Linked DNA regions of Mus musculus: region 1 is linked to region 2. The links are chromatin loops, found by intact Hi-C in ENCODE. Cell type or tissue: gastrocnemius. All regions are shown on one strand. Each heading gives the region's core, and the rest is flanking DNA. Links, peaks and the distances in the headings are about the cores only.

What was found. Peaks named below come from ENCODE experiments on the same cell type or tissue, not always from the same donor. Only the 100,000 strongest peaks of a DNase experiment are listed, where the experiment ranks them.
Region 1: it touches region 2 in a loop (2.0-fold over the local background); 3 of 42 quality-filtered maps call a loop at or near these places.

What each region holds. Positions count from the first base shown.
Region 1 is chr4:33,409,562-33,426,435 of GRCm38, forward strand. All of the region lies in intron 13 of Rngtt (RNA guanylyltransferase and 5'-phosphatase), which reads left to right. Among named protein-coding and RNA genes, the nearest start is that of Mir8118, 20 kb to the right of the region's middle. In gastrocnemius, for the core only: a CTCF peak has its summit at 6,865; a DNase peak (open chromatin) is centred at 4,396; H3K4me3 peaks cover 957 bases; H3K27ac peaks cover 1,689 bases.
Region 2 is chr4:33,580,642-33,597,515 of GRCm38, forward strand. No RefSeq gene overlaps it. Among named protein-coding and RNA genes, the nearest start is that of Gm32955, 14 kb to the right of the region's middle. In gastrocnemius, for the core only: a CTCF peak has its summit at 6,160; DNase peaks (open chromatin) are centred at 3,531, 6,174, 6,736, 7,258 and 1 more place; H3K4me3 peaks cover 1,028 bases; H3K27ac peaks cover 1,863 bases.

The DNA of each region.
Region 1 (16,874 bases), core at 3,683-11,682, 170 kb before region 2:
AGAGGTAGAATTTATTATTTTTAAGTCATGTTAAATGTATATGTCTGTGTGGGTATATGTAATTCAGTGTATGTGCCTGATGCCAGAGGTGTTGGATTCCTTGGACCTGGAGTTACAGGCAGTTGTGACCCATCTTGGTGCTAGGAACCAGATTCAGATCCTCTGTAAGAACAGCAAGTGCTCATACCTACTATGAAGCTATCTCTCAATGTTGCTTTATACATTTTTTTTTTAATTGTGTGAGTGTAAGCGTACATGCTAGCACAGTGGCTGTGTGGAAGTCAGAAGACAAACTGTAGCACTGTGCTCTCCTTCAACCTTTGTGTGGGACCTAGATCCTAGAGATGGAACTCGGAGCGTCACGCTTGGCATGGTGGGTTTTGCGTGCTGAGCCAACCTCATTGGCTCCAGCCTCTTGTCTCCCTCCCTCCCCTTATTTATGTGCATGCTAGGGCTCACAAGCACTGTGTGGTGTATGTATGGGTACCAGAGTTTGAGCCCAGACCATCAGACTTAGTGAGAGTGTCTGTCCCTGCGGCGTCATCATGCTGGCCTATCTTTTAACAAGATAATTTAAGTTCTCTTCAGAATTAGTGTGCTATGTTGCTTTATTTCTTCTACCTTTGTTTTTATTTCTTTTTTATTATTTTCCCATTATTATTTCCTAATAATAAAGCCTATTATTTTCCTCTTACAACCTGACCTTTAAAAAGTATATGATCACATTGGTATTAGTTGCGTTTTCATCCATATTTGCTTAGAGCTTATGTGAACTTTCCATAAACTAATGGTATCTTTCCTTCCCTGCACTCATAGTTAGATACATATCTTCACTATTTGAAAGTAAGATCCTGCTGCCTGCTCACTCTTGTGCATCATGTCTAGAGCTCTCGCTAAGACATTGCCTCTCCTGCTCTTGACGGAGTCCTTTGCGATGTTTTTATTTTCACTACCAGTTCACTCTACATTTTGTTAAAAATTTTACTGCAACCTTGTGCCCAAACTGTCTCTGTAGGTATAACTAAAATTTTAGTGTGAATGGTGACTTGAATGACAGTGTCTCCCTTAGGCTCCTATATTTGGATGCTTGGTCCCTAGATGGTAGAAGTGTTTGGGAAGAATTAGAACTGGTCTTGTTGGAGGAGATGTGTCACTCTGAGTGGGGTTTGAGATTTCAAAAGACTCACGCCATTCCTATTGTGCTCTCTCTGTCTTATGGTTGTGCTCAAGATGTAAGCTCTCAGCGATTGCTTCAGCAGGAGGCCTGCCTGCTGCACGCTCCCCATAATCATATTTATGAACTCCAGTCCCTTGGAACTGTGAGCACCCATTGAAATTTTTTTTTAAGTTGCATTGGTCATGGTGTCTCATTACAGCAATAGAAAGTAAGACAGTGTAGATTCAAAAAGCCCAGCTAAGTAAAGATACAGTTTATTCTGGAACCCAGTATGGTATCATGGTCCAGGAACAGACTCAGGTTGTCCCAAATACTGTATTTTGAGGTCATAACAATTGTAAAGTTTTTATAGTAACAGGATCATGAGAGTCATAAGTCAACACACTTTTCAAATATGTTAATGGATATATTAGGTAGGCAGGTTATAGCAAAATAGAGAAACTTTGGCTATAAGTTTCAGATGCTATCTGATGACATTCTTATCTTTTGGGATGGTTCCCCAAAAGACATGTGAAATAATTACAAGGAAGTTAACACACTGAGATAAGCAGTAAATGGCTATGAAAAGTCTAAGACATATCAAGTAGCTTGACTCTTGATATGTCATTCTATAGTACTCTTAACTTATTCACTGAAGTTCTTACTTAGTTTTGAACTCACTCTTCTTCCACCCCCTTGGAACTTTAGTTCACAGTTACTTTGTTTCAGGTTATATAGTAGGTTTTATCTTAAAATTTTAAAAAGTTTGTTGTTATTAATTTAAATAACAGTGTGACAGGCACTATACTTTGTTTATTTTTAAATTATAAGTGTTGATATGTTTGCTTTCTTGCTTGTCTGCTTGTGCACTGCCTGAAGAAGCCAGGATATCAAGATCCTTTGGAAAGGGAGCTACAGGTGGTTGTGAATTACTTGGTAGAGGCCCTGTGGACAAAGTCATAGGTCCTTCTGCAAGAGCAGCAGTTGCTGCTGAATCAGATCCTAGTCTAACCTCCCCTTCCCTGCCATGTTTGAGACAAGGTCTAAATATGTAGCCCTAGCTAGCCTAGACAGGGTGACCTTGAACTCACGGAGACCTACTTGCTTTGGCTTTTGAGTTCTGGGATTAAAGGTATGTGCTACCGTGCCCAGAGTTTATTTTAATTATTTTTTAGCTTTTCTTTTAAAGCCATACTGCATGCATTTAATTAAAAAATCTTAGTATACATTAATCTTACTATACATTAGCTTAGTATACATAAATAAATTAGCTTAATATACATAAATCTTAGTATACATTGGGTTACCTACCATTTTCCAAATTAAATTGAAGAGAATTTGTATGATCTAAGATGGGTTACTATTGTTTTCTTCATTTTTCTTTTTTTTTTTAAACCAAATTAATTTGCTCTTTGGATTATTTGCCTTAGGAATAGTTATAGACTTTTACTCTGCATTGCTTTGCTACCTATCTCTTTCTGGAAGGTTATTATATCTTTCACGGAATTCTTGACGTTTCTTTGTGTGCATGTGTGTACATGTTTGTGTGTAGGTCATATGTGCATTTGTGGAGATCACAGGTCAATCCGAGGTATTTTATTCTGCAGGTGCCTTGTCTCTGTTGTTTAAGACAGGCTTTTTCATTGACCTGGACCTTAACCAAGTGGACCTGGCTAGCTGGCTTTGCAAGCTCCACCCTCCATCTTGTTATCATCAGGATTACAAGCAATAGTCACCATACCTGGCTTTCTACATGGATTCTGGAGATTTGAATTTAAGTCTTCATACTGTAAAATAAGCCTTTATTGACTTAAGCCATATCAACTGTTTAGGTTTCTTTCTGGGTTACTGGTTATTCTTCTTGCCTTTTGATTGGTGCTCCAGTATAGAGTGGACTCCTCTAAGTGGTGGTGGTCCACACTGCAAGAATGGAGAGAAGACAGTAGGATTAGCGTCCTAACATTTTCCATCGGATCTTTAGCCAGCAGGTTGTATTGGAAGGGGAACCATAGCCGGTTGTATCAAAGCTTAGTTTTATTCCTTTGGTCAAGTGATCAGTCTTTGAGATTTATGGTGATATTTTTTCCTCCTTTCTTGATTTCTCTATAGCAGAGAGGCTCACAAATATCTAAGTCATTGTGTCTTGCATTTCTTCTGTGTACCTCCTAAGTCAAAGGTAGGTTAATGTAATTTTGTATGTGTAGATTTCTTCCTTTTTATAACACAGAATCAAAATCAGAAAGATAAACCTTGTTCCTTTCACTTAATGGTTAAGCAAATGAGCCTGTCAATTACCTGAACAAGGAAAATTCTCAACAAAAGCTCTAACTTCGAGTCATGATGATATACTTGAAGACATGTTAAAAAGATGAAAAAAACTCTACACACGATGAGGTACATACAGTAGCCCTTTCCCAGTGCTGTTGGGTACAGATCCTCACTGCAAGTCTGGCTGCTTTTTGAGCCCAGACTCGGACAATATAGCCTTTTTCTTTCTTTTGTTCTTCATTTATATGGAGGCTCAAATACTAAGCATGCTTGCCCTGACTCTGCTCATTCTCACTCTGCAGACGGGAAGACTTCTACTGCTGAATCTCCCTGGGTCCTCGAGCTCTACCTCAGAAAGCATCTCTCTGTTTCCTTCTTTCTCCTCCTAGCAGCTGCTGAGATCTACAGTGTACAGGCCCTGCTGTTTGTCTCCCAAGTTCCATTACAATTGTTCTTCTTTCCTTCTGAGTCCATTTCAAAATTATTCTAAGAATCAAGAATGATGCTAACAAAACTTAATTCATACCAAGGTATAATGATCTTAGTATTTCAGGGAAATAAAAGTATCTTACAATCTATGTCACTAATTTGCCTTTTGATAAAAATCTGAATGTCACTGGGGGAAGTTAGGGTTCCCTTTTGTGTGTACTTAGTCTCATTAACAGAGTGTAAAAACAGGGGCACTAACATGACTCAGTGTAGAAAAGTGTTTGCTGCCAAGTGTATTTGGACCTGAGTTCTGTCTTTGATACCCTAACCCCACTCCAGTTGGTGGAAGGAAATAACTGACTCCTAAAACGTGCCCTTGCTCTTAAGGAAGCTTGGGGACCATTTTCTAAATTTTGATAGAAAAAACAGCAGGGCAGGCAAGCAGAAAGGTGGAAGAAAAGGAAGAGTTTCTCTTCTGGTGGTGTGGCTTTCAGTTAAGATTAATGAAAGCTGCTATGTCCTTCCAAACAGCTGCTAGGTGGAAGAGAGCCATGAACTTGGGAGAACTGAGTGATCTATCTGGAGTCAGTGAAAGCACTCCCAAGGGTAGGAGCAGGCAAGTGAGCTGAAAGTAAGGCCCGGAGAGCCCCGCCTGGCCCAGGAGCTACATGGCCCTATTAGAACATCTTTACACAGAACGTTGCTCTTCTGACAAGAAACCCAGGTGAGGAAAGGCTCTCAGTTGTTCTGTGCAAACGATTTCTAGATCTCTTAGTCTTGGTGCTGCTTTCATTCAGCTTTTACTCTTCTTACCTCCTAGAAGTTAACTTTTAACTCCTTTCTGTCCCCAGTCTTTAGGCTTTAGAATCCTGGTGATCCTTTTGGAACATCAGAATCTTTAGATTATTCAAGCCAGTATATTTTGTATATTGGTCCTGAGGGTGGAGAGCGCATGTTAATTCCTAAAATGTATTTCTCTAATTTTTGGTATAGACATTTTTAAAGGGGTAAAATATTTTTTATGGCATTACAATAGCTTACTACATAAAGAGTTGTTAGAATAACCATAGCAAAGTGAAACTACGCTGTAATCCAGTGGTTTATGTTTATATGATTGAATATGGAATTTAAAAATTAAAAGTTTGCTTTAGTTTATTATTAAGATCTGTCCCAGTGTATTATTTTAGTTATTATATACTCCAAGTTCAAATTCTTGTTTCTATCTTAAGGATAAAAGAAGAGATTAGAGCTTTTTAGCCAGTGTACATTCCTAACATAAAACCAAGAATAGATTAAATAGCTTTAATAATCAAAATAATTTCAAAATAATTAGTGATATAATTATATTCCTTTAACTTTCAATGTCTGTTGAATCAAGTAATTTATTTTGGCTTTAAGAGTTAATTATAATGAGAGGATATTTAATATCCTCTAGCATATGACAGCTTCAAAATATAAATATGGAAATTTATTGTAAAAAAGGGCACATCATTGTTAATGCAGGCCTTTTATCTCTAGGAAATGGAACTCATCTCAAGCTCGGAGTCTCGGGGGAGAGTATTTGGGGGAGGGAGTAGCTAGGCGGGCTTCCTTCTTTGTGTACCTCAGAAAACTGTCTTAGCAAGTTACACTCCCAGGTCTAAAAAAAAATGAGGTAGTGCAGACACTTAGGATTTCAAATCTGCAAAGCTGTGTACAGCAGTGGAACAAGTCGTTCCCAGTACTTTAATTTTTATTATATTGCTCCCTACTGTCTATGACCTTTGCTTAAAAAATTTCTCATAAGGAATGTGTCTCACTGCAGTAGTGACTTAGGTACTTTGGTTATTAGGTACCTTTTCACCACAACAGCGTTGTCTGTCAAGAACAAGACAGATCTAACCATCGTGTGTTATGAAATTGGTGCCTGTGTTCTCTTAATTAGAAGCTTGTTTCTAATTTCTAGAAACTAGAGGGGGAGATTATCTGTATTTATTGTTGAAAGATACTTTATACTCGTATTGATACACAGAATCTATTTCAGATCCCAGAATCATGTTTCACTCATCAAAAGAAGTCTAGACTACACATTTCTAAAAAGTACATTTTTTTCATTAATTTGCTTAAAAAATGAGAAGTTATATAAACGTTACATGTGTTTTTACTTATGTAACACTGCAAATTCCTCAGATATAAAATTTCTCTTTTTTCACTAGTATCCTCATTTTTATGTTATATATAAATAAATAAATTGCATGGACATTTAAGCATGCATTCATTGTAGGAAGTATAGGGCATGCTAATGGTCTCAAGGGAATTTAGAATAAATTAACTGTAAATTACATGAATTCATTACCAAGGAACAAAGACCTTTTTATCTTTTTCAGGCTATAATTTATGAATAAGGAAAAATTACTATTCCTACTTGTCTTTCAAACTTTTAAGTATAAGTAGAAATGCTAGTTCCAGCTGATTTATTACTATTCATTAAGTACTCATTGCGAACCATCATTGTGTTGTTATGTATGAGAAATAAAAAGACACCTGAACTGTAGGAATGAGTGGTCTGACTAAGACAGTAAACACAGATGACTGATGGTGTGGAAAACATTTCGCTGCTGCTGTGGCTATAGTGCTAGATGTCTAGCAACTCTGTCTTAGAATGGAGAAAATGAAGTAGGAACAACACAAAGTAAAGTTGGTTTGGTTGAAAAGAACTTTATAAATATGTTGTAATTCAAAACGAAAATGTAGTAGGTAAGAGGGCACAAACTTTGCAGTGGTTATGGAATTTATGGCACTGGAGATTGGAATAATCTATACCAGGACTAGATTGTGACAGACCCAGAAAGCAGAGAATTTAAGTCTTACTTTGTAGAGTTAATAACTTAAACAAGGGATCAGTTAATACGTCCGTAGGAGCAAAGAGAGGTGAAGCGAACACAGGCGAAGTTAGTGAAGAAGTTAGCTAAGGAGCATGACAGGAGAAACTGCGCAGGAGCACATTCTAGAAGGGTTGGCCGCGAGGTGGGGGAATTGTACCAGCTTTGGTGTTAATTCTTCCTTGCTGAATTACTTAGTAATGGAATGCTTTGAACCTGGCACCACAAACTCTGTTAAACTCCTAGTTGCCATTCTGTCTTACCAAGGACAGAATCAAGCTGCAATCTCTTGGAGACCACTGCCTCTGTTCAGGCGCTGTTGATAGAGAAGTCGTTTCCCCTCATTTCATAGGCTTTTGTCCTCATACCATACAGCTGATGGACGTCTTCTATATTCTCATCATTTTTCCCTTTCAATTTTTAGAACTTTTAATAATGTATCCCCAACATGTGTATGTGTGTAGCTGAGTAGATTAGAGGTCAGTTTTTGTGAGTATCTTATTTCCTTCCATGTTGAGTTCTAGGGATAGAACCAGGGTTGTCATATTTATAGTAAAACACTTACCTGCTGACCATCTCCCTGGTCTTTTCTTCTGACATACTTTTCTTTTCTATGCCTTTCTCATTTCTTGAACACATAGGTTGTCTTTATAATGCCAGATTTAAAAAAATCTAATGCTGGCTTCAGCAAATTTTGGTTGGTAGTGTTAGAGAAAAGAGCCTGGCTGGTGTGGGAAAGGAGCCAACTAAAATTACTACTTATTAAAATTAGACTTATTAGGGAGGTAGAATTGTTTTCTTGTGCAGAGGAGTTACCTCATTTTGTAAGCTGTTTAACATGTAAGCATGAGGATTGGAGTTCCATCTCTGGAACGTAGGAAACCAGTATAATGCTGTGGGCTTGTAACTCTAGTATTGGGGAGGCTGAGACCAGCAGGTCCACGCAGTTTACTAGCCAGCCAGGGGCAGCAACAGAGCTCGTTGAAACTACAGAGGTGGGCAGACCAGCCCAAGCCCATGAGGCTGAGGTGGAAGCTAATACGTTCTCTTCACTTGATTGTGCTATGGGACCACCCTGCAGAATGCATCCTGTGATTTTCACTCTGCTCTCCTTCGACCCTGCTCATGGTTCATGCTGTGATTCTGTAATCCCTCTTAACAAGCAAATGTCCACGCCAGATAGTTAGTGTTCTGTTAACACTTCTAGACTTTACCTTTGTAGAGATGGAACAATTTCCAAATCTGTGAGTTTTGATGCCATCTGCTTAACAGTTCCTTTCTCTGTCCGTGTCTCTTGCTGACTCACTCATTGTGTGGGTTTTTTGTTTTAGGTAGTAAGGTATCCTTGAGCTGCTTAGGATCAGTTGCACGTTCAGCCTTCAACCACAGTATATCTTGTTAGATTATTCATTTTTTCCTCCTGTGACTTGCATTAGCCTGTTCATTTATTTGTATACTTTTTTTTTCTTTTTTTCTTTTTCTTTTTTTTCGAAACAGGGTTTCTCTGTGTAGCCTTGGCTGTCCTGGAACTCACTCTGTAGACCAGGCCGGCCTTGAACTCAGAAATCCGCCTACCTCTGCCTCCCAAGTGCTGGGATTAAAGGCGAGCGCCACCACGCCCAGCTTGTATACTTTTTAGTATATTAAATTTTGTTTTTTAAAAAGAACTTGCAAATATCATAATGCAATGAAATTGACCAAACCCAAAGCCTGTACATTGCAGTGTTAAAATAGTCATTTGTAGCCAGGAGTATCCTATTATATATATGTATATGTATATGTATGTATATGTATATTATGTATATAACTATATATATGTATATATTTATTTATATTAGGATAGGACCAGCATATGAGGGAGAACATGTGATTTTTTTTTTCTGAATATAAGATCTCACTTAATATACATTCTAAAATGCATTGAGTTCATTCATATTCCACAAATTTTGTGTTCCATGTTTCTTTATGTATTTATATATTCTAGTATTATATATGGATAATGAAACTTTTATATATTTATATAAAATTATATGTAGTTTTTTTACTTTAAAAATTTCTGTTTATTATTAGTGGATATATATGCAGTGGTATGTGCATGGATATCTGGGAGTCAAGAGAACAAATGTAATATATGTATTATACATGTATATTACATTTATATGTGTATACATATATGTGTGTGTGTGTATGTGTATGTGTACACACACACACACACACACACACACACACACACACACACATGCTCCTCTAAGGGTTCCTTTCTGTCCACATCCTTGAATTTTTTAAAAGACTTCTCCATTTCACTTGGAGTCAGGAGTTCATAGTTTCTCTTCTCACCCTGCTGTTTGAATGTAAGGAGAGAAGGAAACTTACATGCTACCTGTTTTTCAGTTGATAAAGTTTTTCATAATTTAGGGGTATTATGTGATACTTCAGACCATGTATAGATTCATGTGTTCAAATCTGAGTAAGCTTATCTGCTTCATCAGACATTAATTTTATGATCAAAGCATTCAGAATCCTTTGTCCTACCTAGCTTTTTTAAACCTGTAATATATTACTATTGTCTGTAATACCTCACTGTGCAATAAAACACTAGGATGTATTTTTAGTACTGTATTACTTAGTACCCCGTGCCAGCTTTCCCTAATATCTCCCTCCTTCTAGCCTTCTTCAGCTTCTATTAACCATGATTCTATTCTCAACTTTTTTTTTTACTTTAAAATTTTTATTGCTGGGCGTGGTGGCTCACGCCTTTAATCCCAGCACTTGGGAGGCAGAGGCAGGCGGATTTCTGAGTTCGAGGCCAGCCTGGTCTACAAAGTGAGTTCCAGGACAGCCAGGGCTATACAGAGAAACCCTGTCTCGGGGGGGAAAAAAAAAAAACAGAAAAAAAAAAAAAGAATAGGTGTCTTATGCATGACATCTTTGTAAAAATTTTTTTTTATTTATTATTAGTGGATAAATATGCAGATGACATGTGCATGCATGTGTCTTGCCGCATGTCTGGGAGTCAGTTGACAACTTTGTGGAGTAGGTTCTCTCCTCCTCTGTTTACATGTGTCCTGGGAACAGAATCTGATGGGCAGCCGTACATCTTCAGGTGCCATTGCTTAAGCCCTCAATTTCTTAATCTTATGACATAGGATTTTACTCTTTAGCCCAAGCTGGCCTGAGCTATATAATCCAGCATGGCCTTAGACTCACAGTAATTCTCCTGCCTCTGCGTCCCAAGTACCGGGATTTTAGGCATGCACGGTCATGCCCAGCTCAACTTCTAGAAGATCAACTTTTTAAGATTGCATTTGTGAGTAAGATCTTGTGATATTATCTTTTTGTCCTTAGTTTATTTTACTTAGCATAGTGATTTTTGTTTCTATTAGTGTTGAGAGAAGCTCTGGGATTTCATTTTTATTAGTGGCAGGATGGCATCTCATTTGCATATGTACCACGCTTTCTTTATGCATCAGCTGATGTAGGTTTAGGTTGTCTCCATTTCTTAGCTGTTATTAACAGAGCTGCACTGGGAGCATGTAATGACAGATCTCTGTTCAACATACTATGATTCATTTCCTTTGATTATATACTTACTTATGGGATTGCTGCATCATGTATTACTTCTGCTTTTTACTTTGTAGAGCAGCCTTGATGCTGTTTTCCTTTATGGCTATATTACTAACTAAATTTCTACCAACAATGTACAGGAGTTTCCCCCTTTTCCATATCCTCATCAATTTTAGGGTTGTTGATGATAACCATTCTTTGTGGGTGAAATAATTCCTAATTGTGGGTTTGAGTTGCATTTCCTTTATAGTATTCTTAATTAACTTTTAAAAATTAGTGTCTGTCTGTCTGTCTTGTCTAAGATCAGGGGCCAACTTTGTGGAAATAATTTTCTCCTTCCATCTCTATATGGTTTCTGGGGGTCAAGCTAAGGTAGCCTGGCTTGTACAGCAAGCACCTTTATTGACCTAGCCGTGTTTTGGGCCCAGCAACATTCATTTATTATCTCTTTGTCCTTGGGATCAGTAGTGATGACTTTTCTTTCATTTATTATGGTAGACTTGTTTCTCTTAATACTTTCATTATAATTTCTGTTGAAATTGTTATTTCTTCTGATTGGTTAAAGACATATTTAACCTCCAGAATGTTCTAAGATGGAAACTTAATAATTTTAGTTATTTTCAAAAAATTATTTCAATGCTATAAATTTTCCTCTACTCACTGTATACTGGCTAGTTTTTATGTTGACCCATCAAGAGCTACAGTCTTTCTGTCTGTCTGTCTGTCTGTGCGTGAGCACATGTATGTACCATATGCAGGTCAGAGGACAATTTTTATGGAGTGTGTTTTCTCCAGTTCTGGGGATTGACCATAATTTGCCAAACGTGTACAACACATGTTTGTTTGTTTGTTTGTTTGAGACAGGTTTTCTCTCTGTAACCCTGGCAGTACTGGAACTCAATGTGGATTAGGATAGATAGACTCACAGAGATCCACTTGCCTCTGCTCATGGGTGCCGAGCTAAAGGCGAGGATCATTAAGCCTGCCCTTACAATCTTTCACCCTATGCCATTTTGTGGCCCTATCCTTTTATTTTTAATTTATTTGCATCTTATATTTAAAATGCTTTCATCTTCTCCCTGTCTTGGTTTGGTGGGGTTTGGTTTTTGATTTTTTTTGAGACAGAGTTTCTCTGTAACGGTGGCTGTTTTAAAACTTATTAAGAAGAACAAGTTGGCATTAAGCTCAGAGATCCTCCTGTCTCTGCCTCCTGTGTGCTGGGTTTAAAGGCATTCACTACACTGCCTGGCTAAAGTGATTTCTTTTAAAGACAGTGTTATAAGTCTTGATTTTTTTTTTTTTCTAATTCAGTCTTTCTTTTATTGATGTATTTAGACCATTGACATTGAACATATTTTTTTGGTATTTTTTTGGATGACTATCTACCATGTTTGTAACATTCAAAAAATTTTAGATTTTTGTATGTGTGTGCAAATGCTTCATGCATATATGGTACAGGTAAGAGGACCACCTGCATGCAGGAGTAAGCACTTTCTACTGTATAGGATCAAACTTAGGTTGTTAGTGTTCTTACCCATGAGCCATCTTGGCAGTTTAATACCTTTTTTATAATTAAAACAAATCTTTCTTTTTCTAATATCTGAACTTGAAATCCAGTATTTTATATTATTCCATCTTTTCTTTAATGTCAGCATATTGATAATACCCTTTACAGTTATATACTGGCTAGTTTTGCTGGAGTTATCACAGAGAAAGGAGCTTCAGTTGAGGAAATGTTTCCATGAGATCCAACTGTAAGGCATTTTCTCAATTAGTGATCAAGGGGGAAAGGCCCCTTGTGGGTGGGACCATCTCTGGGCTGGTAGTCTTGGGTTCTATAAGAGAGCAGGCTGAGCAAGCCAGGGGAAGCAAGCCAGTAAAGAACATCCCTCCATGGCTTCTGCATCAGCTCCTGCTCCCTGACCTGACCTGCTTGAGTTCCAGTCCTGACTTCTTTCAGTGATGATGTAAGCTGAATAAACCCTTTCCTCCCCGACTTGCTTCTTGGTCATGATGTTTGTGCAGGAATAGAAACCCTGACTAAGACAAGTTCTTAAGTGATTATACTAGCATTTGTGAGACATTTGTCCTTAATCTATGTTCAAATAACACTACAGTGTTTCATGGGCATTACAGAAGCTTTCTGACAGAATTGTCAGTTCCTCTCAGTCCCTTTGCAGTGTTTTCATTCACATCACTTATCCATATGCTGTATGTTGCCAGTGTTGCTCTGGTGAACACTTAGCCATTAGGTTCAGAATAAGATGATTTTGTGCTATACTCCTTTGTATCCTTGCTTATGTTTTCTTTAAAGGGTAGTCCGTGCTGTTAACCACTGAGCCATCCCACAACGGCTTACGTTTTCTTAACATTCAGTTTCTGACCTGTATCACTTTTCTCTCTGAAGAACTTTATATTTTTAATACATGTAAATAATATTTTGTTTTGTTCTTTTGAGACAGGGTTTCTCTGTATAGCCCTGGAACTCACTCTGTAGACCAGGCTGGCCTTGAACTCAGGAATCCGCCTGCCTCTGCCTCTCAAGTGCTGGGATCAAAGGCGTGCGCTGCCACTGCCTGGCACATGTAAATAATTTAAAGCGTACTTTTTAAAAAGGAAGCAAGAAAGGATGGAAGGCTTGACAGAGAGAGAGAGAGAGAGAGAGAGAGAGAGAGGAGAGGAGAGGAGAGGAGGAAAGAAAGAGAGAGAGAGAGAGAGAGAGAAAGAAAGAAAGGAAGGAAGGAAGGAAGGAAGGAAGGAAGGAAGGAAGGAAGGAAGGTAGGTAGGTAGGTTAATGTTTGGTCTTGAGTATGAGAAAGTTTGGGGTAACTCCAGTTAGTTTCCTTGTAGAGGCAGAGATTACCAATAAAGAAATAATACACAGTATAAGAAAAAGTTAATTCAACAGGACAAAAGGCATGCATTTGGTTTTAAATAGGGTAAGTATGTTTAATCTTTCAGATAAATACTTACAAACTAAGATTTCATCTTTTTTCTTTCCTTTGTTTTTCTCTGTTTTTGTGGTGTAGAGGCTCAAACACAAGGCTTTGTGTATGCTGGGGAAGCACCCACCCATGAGATAAGCCAGCCTCATCTTTCTTTCTCTAGAAGGTACAGAAATTGGCAAGGCATTTACTAAATAAGAATCATGTAGTCCTGTATGTTTTAAATAAGTGAAATTTGTGGTCCAGCCACCTTTCACATTAGTCTCTCTTTAGAGGCAGTCATGTTCCTGCTTCATATTATAGCTGTTTTAGTATGTTGCCCTGTTGCTGTGATAATATATTTATTACCAAAATGATCTGTAAAGGAATGAATTTATTTCATCTTAACTGTGTAGAGTCCATGACTAAAGGAAGCTTGAGGCAGGAACTGAAGCAGTGACTTGCTGGCTTGGTCCCAGGCTCTCCTTCAACTACTTTTCTTATGTATCCTAGGGCCAACATCTCTTTGGGATAATACCACCCACACCAGGCTGCCCCCTCTCACATCAACTAGAAGTCAAGAAGAAACCGCAGAGACAATACTCACACATCATCTGATGGACGCAGTTTTTCCATAGTGGCTCCTTATTTCTGTGTGTGTCAGGTTGACAACAAAGATGAGCATACATTTGCTAAAGTCTAAGTTCACAATAGGAAAAAAACCACCATTTATTCCTAGAAAGCATATATAGTAAGGAAAATTCTGTCTTTAGAAAGCAGTCTTGAAACTCTGAAGTACTGTCTCAAAGGCTGAAATCTGCCTCATAGCACTATGCATGCAGGAACTGCCTGGCAGCAGCCAAAGGGCCCAGAGTGGTAACATATCTCAGAGAGTAGCAGCATTGGTGGGTCATAGAAAGGGCAGCACACCCAGACATCCAAAAGAGCCGAATTTGTGTGAAACCATGGTCACCACTGACATAGGACACTAAGCAGTAATTCCTGGGGCATGGAATGGAGCCAGAGAGATGAACGGGCTGAAAAAGTAGCTCGAGGGCAGACTTTAGCACATAAAGAAGACATTTTCTGCAATTTATGGGTCACTTCAAGAAAGCTGACTATTTCTCTTGGGATGGTGGTCAATGAGCAACTATGGCCAGCTAAGCTGTCTCCAGAAACCCTCCTGGACCCAGTGTCCCAAGAGAAGGAATTACTATGACAAGGACACTTGAGGCTTGGATTACACAATGTGAGAGGGTACTTTGGAAAGTTCAAGCTTCCTGCCTTCTCTAATCTCTGTAGAAAGTAATGATATAGTGTTAATTTATTAGTGTACTTTTGAAACAAGAGGCAAGGTTTAGTGTGGACAAATGATAGATCATCTGTCTAGCCTGTGCACAGCCCTGGGTTTGCTCTTTAGCACAACAATAAAATCAAACCATAAGGAGCCATACTGGGTAGTTGCACCACAGTGCACAAGGACCTCCACATTGAATCGTGTGTCTTGATTTTCTGATGTCTTTTAGTAAGAGCAAAGTATTGCAAAAACCCCCAAGCTTCCGTTTACAGGGCCCCTTTGGAGATGGTGATTACATTATCATTACTGGAAAAGGACTTCCAATACTCTCTGGATTAGGAAAAGTGCTATCAGCTGCCATCTGAGCTAGCTGGAGCACTATACTTCAGAGAACTCTTAAGTATTTTCTAAGAAACAGTTTTTAACAAAAAAGTAGTTTCTAAGAAACAAACACCAAAAATGAAGACCTCCTACTTTTACCATGTCTCTGTCAAGTCATAAGAAAAACACATAACAAACCAAATATGTAGGTTTTTTGTAAGTGATTTCTTTCTTTTTGCAGTGCCAGCAGCACCTCAGTGAAGTACAAGCATGGCTTTAGATGGGTTGGTCATAACTGTCTGGCATATGCGAAATAGAATGTCTGAGGTTCTCCACACTAGGATTACTTGATACTTTAATGGTATCTTTGGATATATATATATATATATATAGTGATTGACAGAGTTTTTTAAAAAATACAATTCAGACTTTTGAGGTAGAAGAATCAAGTTAGGGCTTCTCCTTACCTTACATGGATTTCCACCCGGTAAACTTTTGGCAGAATGATAGATATTATCTGTACTATTTGTTAAGAGCATCTCTTTCTGTGTTGATTATGATCGTATTAGTGTGAGGTCAGCATAGGTGATGCCGATGCTTAATGTTGTCTGTCTTGCCTGGAGCGTGAGAAGATTGTTTGGAAGGACTTTTCACTAGATTCCGAATAAGGGTGGGAAGGTTGTGTTATTTATGAGACAGGGTCTCTCTGTGTAGCCCCAGTGGTCCTGGAACTTGCTCTGTAGACCAGAATGGTTTCAAACTCATAGCGATCATTGTGCTTCTGTCTCCCAGGTGTTGAGATTAAAGGCGTGCACCATCATACCCAGCTATGGTCCCTTTTTTTAATGTTAGGAGTAAAGAAACCTTTATAGATTTAATCTTGTCCTGGCATCTTGGTAGAGTCTAGCATGCTACTAAGACCTTTTCCATTTCAGTTTTTATGATCATAGTATCATTGTTGCTTTGAGACATTTAGACTGACGAGTTTATTTTTATGGAGTAATAGCTACTCAAGAACTAGAATCTTATCCTTATTCCTCAAATGCAATTATAACTGGAAAAATGAATGCAACTAGTAGTTTGAGAAGAAAAGAGGTTTGTCTCTGTGGAATCCCAGAGCTTAGAGCGGCTGAGTAGCAGATGCTTTACCATAGGTTTACACGCTTTATTATTTTATTTACTATTGTTTGGGGAAAGGATATGTGTGAGTATGGACGTGGGTGGAGGTCAGAGGACCACTTTCCAGAATCAGTTTCTTTTCCTCCCACAGTGGGTTCCAGAAGTGAAACCCAAGTCCTTGGGTTTCGAGCTAAGTACCTGTTTAATTTTATTTTACGCTACTTGCTGTTTGCTTTTCTAGCTCATATTTTTGCCCAGGACAGTAATTGAAAACATTGTGCTTGCTATTTCCAGGTATTGTGATAAAATTATAATTAAAAAAATGTTTAATGTGGTTTTAGATTTCACATTGCTCCTTGGAACTGTTAATGTAATCATAATCACAATAATGTGTACCTGATAAATCCACTAATGCTGGTCTTAATCGGAGTGACAGTTACTTATATCCATCTCTAATTATATGTAATAGATAAATGTATTAGTGTCTTTTTATTTATTAGCCACTCTTCATAGCTGTGGTAAAGGTTATACTTTATACAACAAAATATAAAGATATCTTAGCTTTTGTAAAATTTTTTTTTCCATTTTTTATTAGGTATTTAACTCATTTACATTTCCAATGCTATACCAAACGTCCCCCATATCCACCCACCCCCACTCCCCTGCCCACCCACTCCCCCTTTTTGGCCCTGGTGTTCCCCTGTACTGGGGCATATAAAGTTTGCAAGTCCAATGGGCCTCTCTTTCCAGTGATGGCCGACTAGGCCATCTTTTGATATATATGCAGCTAGAGTCAAGAGCTCCGGGGTACTGGTTAGTTCATAATGTTGTTCCACCTATAGGGTTGCAGATCCCTTTAGCTCCTTGGCTACTTTCTCTAGCTCCTCCATTGGGAGCCCTATGATCCATCCATTAGCTGACTGTGAGCATCCACT
Region 2 (16,874 bases), core at 3,016-11,015:
GGGCGTCATCACCTTGTTTCTGTAAGAGGAAGGTGAGGCTCAGGAAGGACAAGGGAGCCGCCAAAGTCACTGGCCACCAAAGGCAGCGCTGAGGCTCAAAGCCAGCTCATCTCAGGGCTCCAGTCCTTTCCCCAGCCTCATGCTTGCCAGCCCTGTCACCCTCTAACAGTAGACACACTTCTCTTTTCTCAGGAAGACACTTCTTTTTGAAATTTCATTAAAAAAAAAAAAGGCGATTTTTTTTTGTTCAGTTAAATATAATCTTTTTTTAAAACTTTTATTTTTTATTTTGCCCAAAGGAATACATAGGAAACAACCACACTGAACACACAAACACTTTAATTTGCTGAAAATACAGTATTCTCATAAAGATTTTACCTGGCTTTTCTTGCAAAAGGAGAACATACTGAGAAGTTGTTGTTTTTTTTTTTTTTAAGTCTGTTTTTCTTGTGAAAGTAGAACAAATTGAAACTAGGCTATCACTGTCAAAATTACCTACAAGGAAAAGTACTTCGGGAAAGAACTTTTGAATTGTCTTAGATGCTCAGCTTCGAGCCTTGAAGAAAAGCAACCAACGTTAAGAGGATGAGAGGACCTCACGTGTGGCTGCTTCTGCTCTACAGTGGTTTCCGGTGAGGAGCTCTGGGTGGTGACCAGGCTGTGCAGACTAGGATACCCGCCAGTGCCCTGGCTTCTACCCGCCACATGCCAGCAGCTGTCCCTAAGCTTGATGACAAAGATGTCTTCAAACACTGCCAAATGTCCTCTGGGGCAAAATTGCACCCGGTGAAGAAGCGCTGAGCTGGATGGAAAAATATTATCACCAATTAATATTTGCGTGTGCCCTAATGGTTCATGGCACTGTCCCAGCGGCACATCTGCTTCCTGGCGGCTCCCACGGGGGGCGATCAGAACAGAGAGGCTTTTCGGATGGGTTCACGTTAGGATTCCATTCTTAAAGCTTAGCAGGACTAAGGTGTAGCTCAGTTCTCATAAAATCCTCTCTTATAGTAGACCTCCTTGTGGTTGCAGAGTTTGCAGAGTTGTGCCAACATTACTACTTAGTTTTTAGAACATTTTCATTATCCACAGAAAAATCTCTTCTTCATATGCAGTTCCATTCCTGTCTCATATCCTTCCTAGACCAGTAAGCGTTTATCTGCTAAGAGATTATATGCAAGTTCAATGTGAGCTCTTTGGTTAAGACTCTGACAGCTAACGATAACAGAGTCCCTTCCCCTGTCCCAACAGCTGTTTCCACGGAGGCGTTTTAAAACCCATGTTAACATGCAGTTCCTAGTTCTCCTGTTCCAGGACACATTGCCTGGCTTCTGCTCCGGTCCACTGGTTTAATTTGTCCCCCTTGACTGCGGAACCCATTACAGCCACTGGGCATCTGCGTTACGCAAGTTCCCACCACACAGACGTGCCGGAGGCAGGAGGATGTTCTGTGTCTTTGGGTGACTCATCCTGGGTCTCGGAAGGGTGCTTCACAGACATTTAAAGAGTGGCAGCTGCAGCAGCAAAGGAGGGCACGGAATAGCAAGGTGGATGAGGTTAAGTGTACAGCCAGCCGGCATCCGGGGAAGCCAGCAGCAGCAGTCTTGAGAACGGAACAATGCACCATGCACACAGGTGGAAGAGTCAGAGTGAACCCATGCATGGCTGTTCAGCAACACTGGACTGCAGAGTGTTAGCACCTAACTGTCCAGGGGCCATTTAATCTGGGGTGGGAGGGAGTTGTGCAGAGCAGGGTGCAGCTCCTGGTCTGGGAGCTGCCTCTCACGTACTGTAAGTTCTGAGAGCCAAACCTGGGGCTTTGTGAGAGGGAAGCTGGAAAAGGAGAAAAAGAACTCTCAAGAGCATGTCTTTCACGTCTGCCCAGGCCAGAAGACTATACCTAAGAATATTGCTAACAAATGCCTAACTCAGCAATGAGTACAATGAGATGGGTGTGATCGTTATACCCATTTTACAGAGAGAGAAACTGAGACCCAGAGAAATGTGTGGATGAGGAGGTTCACGGGACTGAATCTAGGTATGTGAGGAACCTAGATTCTTGAAGGAACACTGCTGACTTGACAGACAGAATATCCTTTTCTTCTCAGGATGATTCTGTAACGTGTTTCCACTCATTGGCTGAGGAGCTGGTGTCAGAGGGGTGAACTGTCATGAGCTTACATGGTAGACCTGGGATGTAAACCCTAGCTAACATTTATCCCTCCTGCAGCAAGATTGCCAAGAGCAGTACTAGCAGTGGGGCCACCAAAGCCACCAAAGCTACCAAAGCTACCAAAGCTCTATCAATTACCAAAGCCCTACCAGGGAGCTGAAAGTTTTTCCCTGGAAGGAAGCTAGTGATTGTTACGAGAAGACTGCTTCACTGCTTTCTTAACTCCAAATGGAGGTGAAAAACAGGCAGAGCTCTTTAGAAGAATCTGGAAATGTTCCCTGGCAGAGCTAGAACACATGTAGATTAAGAAAATGGATCTCTTTCTTAGGATTCTGTGAAGCAGCTAGGAGAAACATCGATTCAGCCGTTCCCACTCCTGGAGGCTCTCCCTGAATTGACGATGCGTAGAGAGGGAGAATGGAGAGTTAGCTGGTGGCCAGCCATGCTGGGTCAGGATGCTGCTGAGCTGAGTGTCCCCTGGAGGGGCTCACCTCTGCTGCACGCCTGTCTGGGAGCAAAGCATGCCCAGAGTTGATAAATATAGATCGGCTCATCTTGAACCTAAACGGAAGCTCATCAAAGAGAGCTAATTACTGCACTAGTTATTTACATAATTTAGATGACAATCTTGAAAACACAGTTATAGTTCAGAGATTCATGACTTTAATCAGGTTACAAGTAATAAGAATAACACTGATCAAGTCAGGCTGATTTGCACAAGTCTGAAGTATACAGGTCAGCACCTACATGGGGCACAGTGTGCCGGGGTGGCGAGTGGTCTCGGCTATCCTCTACAAAGCAGGGCAGTGGATCAGAGCAATAGTCTGAAAAACAGAAATTGATCAGGACAGTTGTTTGAATGTGGAACCAGGCGAATCGGTAACTCCGTTAATCAAAGCACGTAGTGGCAGCATAAAAGGATATATCTTAGTAAAAGCTTATTGGGTGGGAACATAGTATAAATGGAATGATTTTATTACCATGAAGCCATAAAATTCGATGTAAATGCAAAAATAAGAAATATAGGTAATGTAGCATTTGGGGGTATTCAGGAACAAATATCCCACAGATGCAAAACCTTCCAGGCTGGTTCTCAGCGATTGCTTTTGCAACTTGGCACCTCATCTCCCCTAGAGGCTCAGAAGTGCTTCGCCTCCTCCTGTCTTCCAGTAATCATAGACTTGTCTTCCAGGTGGAACTTAAGGCTATCTGGGTAGCGTAGAAAAAAAGATGAGTTTGGGTCTGGAGTTCCAGGGTGGCCACCGACTCCCTGGCACGTATGGGACACTGTACTTCTCTCGTCCCTTGTATCCATCCGCGTCCAATAGGCAGCACTAAACTCCTCCCTCCCCTGAAGCTCGTTCTGTTGTGTTGCCTCATGGAGGACTGGCTCGGCATTCACTCGCCTCTTGGCTTTGCTGTTCGTGTGGCATTTGTCCTGCAGTCAGAAGTCTTGAGATCGAGTGCTAGAGCTGCGACTTATTGGCGAAGCTCCAGTTTCCCTATCTTTGGTGCTAAGGCGTGACATAAAACTGACAGCTGGGGGTGGCGGGCCTGGTGAGATGGCTCAGCGGTTAAGAGTGCCGACTGCTCTTCCAAAGGTCCTGAGTTCAAATCCCAGCAACCACATGGTGGCTCACAACCATCTGTAATGAAATCTGATGCTCTCTTCTGGAGTGTCTGAAGACAGTTACAGTGTACTTGCATATAATAAATAAATAATTAAAAAAAAAAAGACTGACAGCTGAATCGAGCCGATAGAAAAACGAGAGGAAGTGGTGGGGCCCACTTACAGCAATTATGCATGCTTCCCCCCCCCCCAGAAATTAAGTTTGTTGACAGTGGTAAAGACAAAGATGTGACCTTCTCCCCCTGCCCCCCAAGAAATCATAGCAAGAAGAGCCTAACGTTCCTCCCCAATTAGAGGTATCTATTTTGGCCTTCAAGGGAGTGAGATACAGACATCTAATCTCCTAAGACAATGCCAGCTGCTAGTTTGTGTGTCATCGCATCTATCATGAGCAAATGCATCAAGAGTCTAAAATTCTTGGGAAGATTATAAAGATCAGCCCTAGACAAGGTCTAATGGGCCAATGGGTTGTTGAGCTCTCCAAAAGAGAAAATAGAATGTGTGTCTTTAATTACTTCCCCTATGCCAAGGGGACTTTACTTTTTTCTGTCAAGTTGGATATAAGTCATTGGGACTCCTCGTAGATTTTTTTTTAAAGGATTGTATTCTCTTGTAGCTAAATCAGTAATAACTTGTAATAAGATTTCTCACAGATTTCGAGTGTTAGTGCTGAGTAAGGCTCTTAGCAAGCAGGCTACAACCCACAGCTTCTCCTTGCACAAATGAGGGAAAAGAAAAAAAAAAGGCTTGGGAGGGGTAATCACCGTTGGGCAATCAGGGGCAGAGAGAAAACTGAATTCTTGTCACAATTGAAAGAGATTTTCTGATTATAAAAGATTCAAGAGATTGTGGTTGGGAATTGGCAGACTAGTTTTTATCTGATGGAGAAAATTGGAATGTGCACGGACTGGTTATGTTTCTAACCTCTCTCTCTCTCTCTCTCTCTCTCTCTCTCTCTCTCTCTCTCTCTCATCTCTCTCTCTCCCCACCCCAGCTGAAGGGGCCCAGGGAAGCACTGCTCTGGCTGTTTTGACGAAACGATGTATCAGAAAGTCAGAGGAAATATCAGTGGTCAGATCCCACTCCCGCTGGAGGAAGGCTGAAGGTTGGAGCCCCAGGTTCTAGGTTAATCCTTCTACCAATGGGGTGTTTGTTCATCTTCCTGCCTAGTGCCAGTCTCTTTGGCTGATCCATATAGAGTCCCATGAACGTGGCTTCCAGGGCTGGGAAGCTGGGCTGTGGTCTCAAGGCTAGAAGCTTCTCCCACTTCTTCCACGGCAACTGTCAGTCATTTTTTTCTTTTCCTCCTCAAATATTCCGTAGAGTGATTTGGGGAAAGTATATATATATTCTGTCAAGTAACATCTCATGGCAATATTTTAATAATTCAGTAAGCTCCAAGGGAGGCTTGTTCTTTCATGGATTCCTGTTAGCCCTCAAGGTGGTGGATGCTTCCAGAGACACTGCGGAGGAGGGAAAGGAAGAGCGGAGGGAACACCTAGTCTTCGGGTGGGTGTGGCCTCCTCAGCAGCAGTGTTTCCTGGCTTCTGCAGGAGACTCTGCAGACCAGGCGACCCCTATGAAAGGGTTGTTTGACCCCTAAAAGGGGTGTGGAGAACCACAGGTTGAGAATCACCAGTCTAGTGGGAAACTGAGCCCCATTTCTTTATACCATCCTGAGAACTGTGTTTTGATCGTCTCACATTCTCTCCCTAGTTTCTTGCCAGCTCATCCTCAAGACTGTAGACTGGTGTCTACAAGGATGTTACCCGTATCTATAGTCCTTATTAGAATGAGCTGGCCGGGCCTTTCTTCAGCTTGAAGTCACATTCAAAGTACAGCCTACCTCTCCAAGATAGTCAGTGTAGTGAACTGAAAAGGTGTGGAAGACAGATCGCAGTCCTAAACACAGACAATGTCAAGAAATTCTCTCCCTCCCCAGTCCCACCAACTCAGTCCCACCTCCTCTCCTCAGTGGTGGCTCACTCCTTTCTCCTTCACCAGCCATCCGCTGCCCTGCCCGAAGCAGACCTAGCCAGGCTCTCTGGTTCTCCTCACACAAAGCCCAGGCTAGAGGTCTCGGCTCTGAATATTTATGTCTTAATTCTGTGTCTCTTGGCTTGTATTCCTCCCTTCAGTGTTAGTTCTGCTTTGTGCAAATAGCTTCATTTCCATGACAGATGCCTTTGCAAGGAGAATGCTTAGATATGGAACCGGCAGCCTTAGAGAGCTGTACCAAGCTCACAGGACTCAATAAACAAGGGGTGACTGGGTTCACTGCCACAAAAAACAAAAAGCCTACAGCAGCCTGCAGGAGCCCTGAGTTCTTCCGCAAGCCTGTGGCAACAGCTCCCTCTGCCTGAAGAGCCCTTTGTCCTTTTGGTCTCTTGCTTTTCTTTTTCTTCCCCAGTTGTTCCTTTCCCTCACCAGCTGTGAACAACAGCTCCCGCAGACTCTGTCTGCTACAGAAATGGTCTGACTTCTGGTGTGAAGGAAATGAGAGATGAGGGGGAAGGACCTGTGTGGCAGGGGCCGTGAGTATAAACACATACTGGATCATACAGATATTGGGAAGGAAACCCCACACTCCCCTCCTGAAATGGAAAGTTAACCCTTGCAGCCAAAGCACGATGTGAAAATGAAGCTCTCCCAAGTCTGGCAGGGAGAGAGATCTAGAAATCATTCTTGGAACTTGCAGTGCGGCCCAGCGCTGCAGGCATCGAGGAGGGCAGAGGAGGGGGTGAAGATCCCCAATAAAATAAACCACGAGAGAGATTTTATGCGAAAAAGATAACTATAGCTGACAGGATCAATTTCTTGGTACAGGAGGGGTCAAACTACTTAGAAAGCATCTGTGAGGAGAGGTGGGATGGAAAGGCGGGTCACGTGCCGCTCCAGGCCCCTCCCAAGTCAGACTTGTACTGGCTGAGGTACTGCCCCTGAAGCGCACGTGGGAGGAGTCTTCTGATCTGAGCACAGCATCTGCCTGGTGATTCCTGCTGGTGATTGACTGATAATTAGACATACTTACTAAGCCATTTCAGGGAACTTAGGGAAAGAAAGTGATGTTGCAGGGATATCTGAAAGTGAAGAAGAGCAGTTCTGAAAAAGAGACAGAGTCTCATGCTACCTTCCCCCCATAATCCAACTCAAAGTTCAAATCTCCGGTGAGTCCCCCTGCCTGGCCACCCAGACTTCATCTGACATTCAGAGTCAATGGTCTGGGCTGGGCGAGTAGTGCTGGCATCTGCGGGTCACACGAGCTCTTAGGATTCTAAGGGGCAGTTATGATGAGAGCCCTGAGTCAGCCCTTCATAGTCCCTGGCTGAGTCATCTTGCTTTCAACGACACTTCTTCCTAAGCCAAGTGCCTGCAGATGGTGTGAAGCCCAGTCACACCGAGAGCTTAGTGACTTGATGATTGTCTCTAAATAAGGAGTGATGCAATCTCATTTCTATTTTAGGAAAATGACCGCGTAGGAAAAATGGCAGCGGGACTGAGGATGGAGAGCCCGAGGCTAGGGGAACCAGTTGGCCACTTGACCAGTGACAGCTATCAAGGCCGTGACTGACGGATAGGAGAGGCTGAAAACATGGCTCAGGCAAAACTGACAGTTCTGGCGACTGTGGCGGGGGCAAAGGCAAGAAGGGTTGAGCTTCAAGATGGGAAGTCAAAGTCAGGGACAAGACTAACCAAAATGAGGCCAGTGGAGCTGGAGAGGGAAGGACCCCATCTGCCTGAATGCCTGTTTCCTGTTCACATCCTGGGCCCCTAAGGGCAAGGCAGGTTAAACAGAGGATAATTGGTGTTTGCGGCTAGACTCAGGGCTGCTGGAGGGTGGGGCTCATCTTCTCCCGGCCTAGCACCTACAGCAGTCAGCACATGATTGACACGCAATGTCTCTTGAGTACAGAAATGAGTGGCAGACGAAACTGGAAACAGTCTCACTGGAAAACCTGAGTTTTTGGGGTCAGTCTATGACAAAGATGACTTCACATAGAAGCCAAGATCTCTATGAAAGCCAGTATGGTTTCTTTCTATATGTGGGGAAAGAGGAGCTATGCCAAGAGCCTGCGATGCCATTGGGTCTCTATCAATGTCACAGTCTCCTTGGCGTGGAGGAGGGAGATGGGGAGGACCTGCAAGAGGGTCTGGTTAGCAGAACTTAGACAAAGGGGGAACGTACCACTCAGCTCTACCACATAGGAAGGGAAATGCAATCCTCGTCTCTCCCAGGCTCCTTCAGCTTACGGTTCCATATAAAACAGTGACCAGCAATTGGGCTTTGTGGCATGGTGGCTTCATCTCGGCACACCCCCAAGCGCCCACCTGACCTAAGGTTTTCAAAAGCCATGCTCTTTCATAGATAACAGAACCCCGGGCCACTTCCTTCCCTGGGAATATCTGCTCTCTATAGAACTGCAAACCATTGCATTCCAGTTCTCTCTCTAGAACCATTTAGCAGGCTTTCCTAGGAAGCACCCTGTAAGCCACACACAGAATCCTTTGGCTTCAGGCTTGATTTGGAAAATGTTTTGATATTCTGAGTTTGTGATCCTGCAGTAAGTAGTATTAAAAAAAAAAAAAAAGGTGTAGTAGATTCGTGTCCAGCTCATGAAGCACTGTGTGTTGGGAGAAGTCTGCTTGGCAGCCAAGTTTTTGGGAAGCAGGTACCAGTTTATCCACTGCAGAACTCAGCTCGTATCCTTGTGTTTAGCAAGAGGACTGGCATTTTAATTCACTTCACCGGAGCATGCCTTTCCCCTCCACTGGAGCCACAGGTGCTGCAGTGATTATGTGAAACTTACTCCTTGGCCACAGACAAGTGCAGCAGAGAGGAGTGCAGGGTGTCTTTGTGAAGACTAGCGTAGCCAGAGACTTGTTCTTATATAAGTCTCCACCACTGGCCTCAGGCTCGTCCAAACAGCCTCATTATTCAAGTCAGGGCTGGCCAGGCTGTAGGCGAAGCTGCCTGGGTGGAGAGCGTCTGCCTCTCCCCCCCCTGCAGCTCCCCACTCTCATTGTGCCTCCTCCCCCTCCCGGAGCTCGAGCCTGAGAGTGCTCCATTTGTCTGCATCCTTTCTTCTAATGCACGCCTTTCACTTTGTCTCGGTGGTAGCTGTGTTCTCCCACTTCTCTCTCTCTCTCTTTTCACCTAATAATTATAAAGAAAACATTAGCAACAAGACTTTCCCTCCCCAGGCCTCTTTTATCTACTTAAATAGCCTTGACTTCAGGACACTGAGTATAGCACATTCATTAATTTTTAATGTCTCTTCTTGCGGTTGCTGACTTCCAGGGTCTGAAGGACCATGAACAATGGTCTCCTGAACCTTTGGATGGAGCCTGTTGTTGTTGTTGTTGTTGTTGTTATTATTGTTGTTGTTGTTGTAGGCAGGGTAGAGATGAAGGAATAATGGAGTCTGATCAAATAAATATCTGTTATCTGAAATAGCTCATTCAAGGTGAATATGGATTTTTATCACATTAAACCCAAGCCTGTGAGCCAGAGTTTTTGTTCCTGGATATTATTAGCAAACAGAAAAATAATTCTAAGAGATGGCAGACTGCAAGAATCATTTCTCAGAGGAACTTGGGGGACAGGATGCTATGCATCTGCAGGGCTACCTCATTGTCAGTGCCAGAGTCCGGAAATCTGGCAAGGACCTTAGATTTGCTGCTGGCATTCCTCAGAGGTCCACTTCTGTTTTGAGGTGTGTTCTCCTGGTGTAGGTGGGATCTCACCTACTCTTGCAATGTTCTACTTGAGCCCTACCATCCTTGAACTTCAAATGTGCTGTTTCCCTTAAGCTGCAGAACCACATAGACAGATCCTGGGACTATACGTGTTCCTCTGGACATTTCCAGTCTCACTTGGATCATGCTCCTTGGAGGGTGGATGATGATGCTATTGCCTCTCACACTCATGAGCTGGCAATCTTAGAGTCCTTCTGGGGGGTTTTTCTCTACAGCTCTCCAATAACTTGGCTGTGAGTCCAGCTGCATAGTATTTGTCTTACTTCCACTCCCTTGCCACCTCTTGCTTGGAAAGGCAAATCTTGAGTGAAGTTCATGCTGAGAGTGGACTTCTCTGGCCAGTTCTTCCAGAGTGTCATAAGAACCATAGTTTCACATCATAGATCTGATTTACTCACCACACAAAAGTCTACAGGTGACAAGAACTGTGTAGAGGACCCAGACTCTTCATGCATCTGATATCCTTTGATATTTAGCTTCAGTTTATCTTGTTAGCCTTAGCTTCCAGGTCAGCCAGATGTGCAAGCAAGATGCTCACTGCTCCCCAAACTCTAGTCTTCGAAACCTATTGTTTAAATTATTACAGTGGCTTTGTTCTTGCTGACTGCTTTCTAGGTACCACGAATTCATAGAGGAGAGAGGCAAAGCTCACAGAAGGGCGCATCATTCAAGCAAAGGTAATTGCAAGGAGCAAAGAGAGTGTACTCTGCAGAACTTCAGAGAAGCAAGGGCTTTGTTAGGATTCTAAGCTCCCCATCAGTTACCTGGCAATAGCCAGGTATGCTCCACCCCACAGCTATCTGACAACAGCCAGGTAGGCTGCTTGCCCCCTCCTCTCCCTCTTGTCTCTCTTGTCTCTTACTCTCTTGTCCCTTGTTACCCATCTCTCCCCATTCCCTTCCCCCCTCCTTCTACGTGGTCATGGCCAGCCTATACTTCTCTACTCTCTCCTTCTCTCTGCCTTTCTCTGCCTCTACTATCCTCTTAACTCCCCTCCCATGCCCCAAATAAACTCTATTCTATGCTACACCATTGTGTGGCTGACCCCTCAGGGGAAGGGATGCCTTGGCATGGGCCCGCTGAGGCACCCCCCTTCTCCCACACCCCACCACTCCCCCACAGAGCATATTCTAATATTCCTTTATCTGCTTATTTCTTGGTTGAAGAGAGAAGAGCTGTAAAGTTAGGAGTTGAGAGACAAGTACAAAAGGAGGAATATAGCGTCTCAGTTATTTTTTAACTGCTGTGAAGAAACACCATGGCCAAATTTGAGGCTCACAGTTCCAGAGGGCTAGAGTCCATGACTATTATGGCAGAGAACATGATAATAGGCAGGCAGGCAGGCAGGCAGGTATGGTGCTGAAGTAGTAACTGAGAGCTTATATCTGACCCACAAGCAGAGAGAGAACCCTAAATGGGACATTGTGTGGGCTTCTGAAACCTCAAAGCCCTCCTAGAGTGACATACTTCCCTCAACAAGGTCACTTCTCTGAATCTTTCACAAATAGTTCGACCAACTGGGGACTGAGCATTCAAGTATATGAACCTATTGGGACCATTCTCCATTCAAACCATCACAATGGCCAAATGTGTTTTTGGGAAGATAAACAAACCCTTATAGACATGTGGTCTGGAATCAAATTCTTGACCTTATCATGTAGCCAAGGCTAGCCTTGGACTTTTGATCCTTCTGCTTCTATCTCCTGAGTTAACACATCATTTGTGGGACAGGAATCCAATAAATATTCAACTATGGGAATGTTTCAACAAGGTATGTCAGTTCAGCTCAACATATTTAAGGGATGTTTTCTCATGCTGTATACTATAGGATTCACCTGTAGTGGTAGCAGTGATGGATGCAGGACAAGCGTATCTATACTCATAGTTTGTATTAGTCAAGATTTCACAGAAAAGCCCATCTTGACTGGGAGAAACTCAGACCTACATATTAACAGAAGTGGGTTGATCCTGTGAATGTTATTTGAGTGATTTTTATTAATCACCCAATATTTCAAAGTATCTACTGCTGTCTAGAATGATCATAATCCACTCTGCTCAAGACAGCTCTGTTTTATACCTAGTCCTAGTATCCCATCTAGTTAGTACCCTCTCTGAACCTCAGAGTTTCCTTGTGTGAAGTGTGTCTGTGTGTGTCTGATCTGTCTGCCTGTCTGGAGACATAGTCCAATGGTAACAGTTTTATTTTAACCCACTATGTTCTTGTTCACCTTCATTATCAGATTGACTGGATTTGGGATCACCTAGGAGACACACCTATGAGTGTGCCTTTTATGAACATTTCCAAGAAGATTAACTGAGGAAGGAAAACCCTTCTTCCATGTGGGTAGCAGCATCCCACGGGTTCTTTGACTGAATAAAAAGGGGGTAGAGAATGTGAACAAGTAGAGGTATTCCCTTTGCTCTGCTTCCTGTGTGGCCCCACAGATTGAGCTGTTCTCGTGGCCTCTTCCCCGAGGTGACGAACTGTTTTCCTATGAACTGTGAGCCTCCTTTAGGTCGCTTTTTTTATTGGGCCTTTTGTTGAGTGATAAGAAAAGTAATCTACCTCTGCCCTAGAAGGCCTTTAGTCTGCAGGAGGGAAGTGAAGCATTAAAACTTAGCTCTAGTGGGAACAAGCTGTCACCAGGGCACACAGGGATTTGAATGGAAGGATGCTTGTCAAACCAATGAGAATCAGTTGGAGAAATGACTGTGTTCAGAAAATCTCTTCTGACAGGTCTGTGATTGAAGGCCAGTGTGCTATCGCTCTGACTGAGTGCCTTAGTCATTTACCTTCCTTAGAGTTGTGGTAAAAAGAGCTGACAGAAGCAACTTAATGGGGTGGGGGCAGGATTTATTTTGCTAATGACTTCAGAGAGGTGTCTGTTTATCCCTGTGAAATGGAGCAGAGAACTCACTCTACGGAGGGCCACGAAGCAGAGGGAAGTGAGGCTGGAACTCAGAAACTTCTAGTTTTCCTCTCTTATTTAATCTGGACTAGATTGGTGTGTCCAACTCTGAGTTCTTGTCTACCCAATGTCTGAGGATTCCAGGTGCTTGGACCTCTGTTAGAAATGTGGCTCAGGAGAAGTAATGTGGAATTTGCTTGTCCAGCTGCCTGTGGCCCACTGCTTGGGAGTTTCCTTTTCCCATTTTTCTTTTTATTATTAATTTTATTTATATCTCTATTTCTCTTTCATATATATGAAAGATGTATATATATGAAATACACACATACACACACATAATATATATATACTCACTTTAAATCCAGACCCCACCCACTTCCTCCTGGCTCCCCCTTTACAAGCATCTCAGAGGAGAAGGGGAGGTGCCCCCTGGGTATCACCCACCCTGTCACATCAAGTCACTGAAGGACTAGGCACATCCTCTCCTATTAAGGCTAGACAAGTTTTTTTTTTAAGTCACCTGAATTTCCAGACTGTTGCAGGGGATTGGATATCCCTGAACAGGAGATGGCTGGCATGTGTGTCCCCCAGAACCCTGATGTCCTTGTACCACCCTGAGCTGTTCAGGTTTAATTGGTTGTGGGCAGCCTGCTGGCAGGGTTATAAACATCTCCAAGTGTGGTTCCTACATGCTGCAGGGACTGAGTGGGTGTCTGACCTTGGACAGGTGCCTGACTGTGCTTCTATCTGAAGTGGGCTGCTGAAGCCACCTTGTCCCTGCCTCTACTTGAAATGTCTGGGAGAACCAGAAGCTTGAGTTGGTAATTTCAGTGTTGTTTGTGCTGCCCAGGAGCCTGAGAACTCCTTTAACTCAGTGGCCAACCTCTCTGGGCCAGGGTGTGCTGCTCTCTGCAGCAGCATCAGGAAACAATTCCTTCCTGGTGTGGCACAGAATGTTTGCTTTCTACAGTGATAAACATGGCCTTTGCAAGCATGAGAAGAGCCTGCCCCCTGCACTTAACAATAAACAGAGGTTGGTGCAGAGATTTCAACATCTCTCTTCAGCCCTCCATCTTTCCAGCTTGCTGCTTATCTCTTATAAATGATGCTTTCTGCACTGCAGCCTAGGGATGCTTACCTCCTAAGTCCTCTGAGGTGTCCTCTTCCAAGGACTGGGCTGCCAGTCCTTGGGCTGTGGACCTAGGAGACCACAGCTCAGGTTTTCCCTAAGGAGAGGCCAGCAAGAGGCTAGTTTTCAGAACAGGAGGGGAAAACCCTCTTTCTCCCTTCTCTTCCTCCTGCCCTTTTCCATCCTTCTTGTCTCCCTGTCTGCCCCTGTGCTTTCCTTCCTCCTAGCTCTCCTCCTGAGCAAGGAAAGGGCCTCTCTAAATGTAAGCCGTGGCCCCCTTGAGCAGCACTGGGACTTCAGAATGGGGAGGATGAGCAAGCTTCCTTTGGAATCTCCTTTCTGCCTTGGGTACCTGGCCCTGACCATTGTAAAGCTCCCCCCCCCCTCCGGTTTTTGAGACAGGGTTTCTCTGTGTAGCCCTGGCTGTCCTGGAACTCACTCTGTAGACTAGGCTGGCCTCGAACTCAGAAATCCACCTGCCTCTGCCTCCCAAGTGCTGGGATCAAAGGCGTGCGCCACGACCTCCTGACCATTGCAAAGCTCTTAGAGGCCGCTGCCCAGAGAGCAGGCCCATGGTTTTCTTCTCTCCATACTTTGTTGGATGGCATCTCAGAAAGGAGGGGCCAAATGAGAGAGCAGGGACACACAGAAAATAGGACAGGAAAGAACCCAAAGGAAGGTGTTCAACCTTAGGCAGAGCCTGGGGGATTGTTAATCTCTTTGAAGTGCTTTTCAAAACAACCTTACATGATGTTTTGCAAGAGACCTCCTTTTACGATAGGAGAAATGGAGGCACCAGACTTGTTATCGAAGCTCAGGATGCTGTGAGAGAGCATCACGGATTAATGTTGGTTTGTTATTTGTGATGCTATGGATCCAATCTAGGGCCCACAGTACAGTATGCACAACAAGTGCTATATCCACAGCTCCTTTAGCTCTAGCAACACACACACACACACACACACACACACACACACACACACACACACACACACACACTCGCCTTGCCAGAACTGAGCCTAGGGCCTTGCACTTGCTAGGCAAATGCTCTGCAACGGAGAAGAGAACACACTGGTTTGTTCTCCTCATTGAGGGCAGGAAACAGCATTAATTACCTTGCCAGTTCATCCTGCTTGTTACAGTTAAAATGGCAGCTTAGTCTGGGACTGCAGCTTAGACTAAGCTCATCAGACACTCTCTGCCACAGAGCAGCACGGAGCCTCGCTGTCTGTCTGCCGCTATGACTTAAATCTCTGGGATGGAATTCAGAATTCAGATACATAGTACCAGCAGGAGTTTCAGAGAGGAATCTTTGAAATGCCTCGCAGAAATCGGAGAGCACCGTGCTGTCTGCCAAGCAACACTTCACAACAAAGAGACAAAGAACAAAGGCTTCTTTGCTTTTGTTTTCAAGTGCTTATTCCTTGCCCTGCTTTCTCTTGCTTAGATCTTCTGCTTCTTGCCAGTCTTGTTTCTGCTGGGCCAGCCGACTTTGAGACAGGTGTAGCATTTGGGGATAGTCCACAGGAGAGAATGTTAGCTTGGGAGGAGGGTTGAACTTCACTCAGCCACTCGTTCAGTTGTCCATTCATCCCACTAAAGCCTGCTTGTTTGGCACATTTTATGTGCTAGGTGAGGCAGGAACCTGGTTCCTGGTCACAGTGCTCTGTGTGTGACCTCAGAGCCTCACCCGCTGAGACAGTGATGAAAACATGGAGCAGGCGAGCAGCAGTTCGCTGGGCAACAGCAGTGTGCAGGGGTTGCTTCCAGGTACTTGCAGGGCCCGTAGGTGGCCACGCCCTCATTGCCGGTCCATTTCAGCCCAGAATGTTAATAGGATATTACTGTTCTAACTTATGAACAGGGACAGTGCATGCTGCAGTTAGTGAACTGTCCAAAGAAATCAGACGACCAGCAACGTGGTCATCAAATTAGAGGGTCCTGTCAGCAGTGGCGACAGTCCAGCTGTGGAAGGAGCCAAAGTCATGAGTGCCACCTCCAACAGAGTATTTGTCCCCCTGTCTTCTGTCCTCTTGGGGGGCTGAGAAATGGATGTAGCGATGACTCAGTCCCCTTCACTCATGTGAACCTGACACTGGGGGCGGCAGTTACAGGATGGAGAACCTAGGTTTCCAAATGAGTGATGCAGGCAGGCCTAATGGCCGTGTAGGCGACCTGATATATGCTAGAGAATGCATTTCTGTCTCATCAGAGTTCTTCATCTGAGATTTGACAGGCACCCCCTAGTCTCTGTCATAGCTCACAGAAGCCAGGGCCAGAGCTTATGAAGGGGCAGAAATCCCGTCTTCAAGAGGGAGGGATCAGGCTTACATTTCCTCTCTTTCATTAAAAAAAAAAAAAAAAATCATTTTCTTCTCCCAGTTATTTGCCATGTGAAGGTGTTCTTCTGCCACTGGGGTGGGGTGGGGTGAAAGGGATTTGGATTGCACATCTCAGAAATTCTTTCCACTATAAGAAGGGGTGTGTTGTGTGTCATTCCTTAGCTAGCTTGGGTCCTCAGCATTGCTTATCCAGAGAAGAAATAATCTTGTAACCCATTTCTCTATCGGTGTAGTGGTGGCAGCACCCCTCTGAGACCCATTCACCTGCTCAAAACCCATAAGGGCTTCCTGGTTCTAAAATACTGAGTGCAGATTTTTTGCCTGCTATGAAAGCCTGTGCTGGTGGATGTTCGACACACGTTTCTAGCTTAAACTGGCCCCACTCTTAGGCCAGGCTTCCCCCTTTCCTCTCTCCCTTCCTCTCTCCTTTTCTTCCCCCTCTTCCCTTCTTGTCATAGCCCCAGGACTCCCTGGGTCTGTACTTGCTCTCTGAAGTAGAAATTTCTGGTTTCTTTAACAACTCAGTTGTGCCACATGATGTTTTTCTGGAAGCTGTCTTTGAGAGGACATGTGATGTTTTTGCTGTAAACAGACACTTGAGAGGGTGAGTGATGTTTAGAAAGAATATAAATGGGACCCCATAAACAGTAAGAGGATGTGCTTGCGTTGCTGCGCTCCAATGCTCTTCAGTAGTCTTTCCTAGTTTTGGTTGGTTTTGTGGTATTCCGGCTGATTCTGGCTACCTCTGTTGACTTGTGCCTATTTGGTGGAGCCTTGCAGTTTCTGTTGGATTGAGCTGCTTGCTGCTGTTGATTCATGTTTGGTTTTTGCTATTAAACTGGACTATTGGTATCCTGACAATGGAGAGTGGACTCGCCCTAAGGAACTACTTCTAAACATCCATAGCATACTTTTCATCCATAACCTTCCTTTC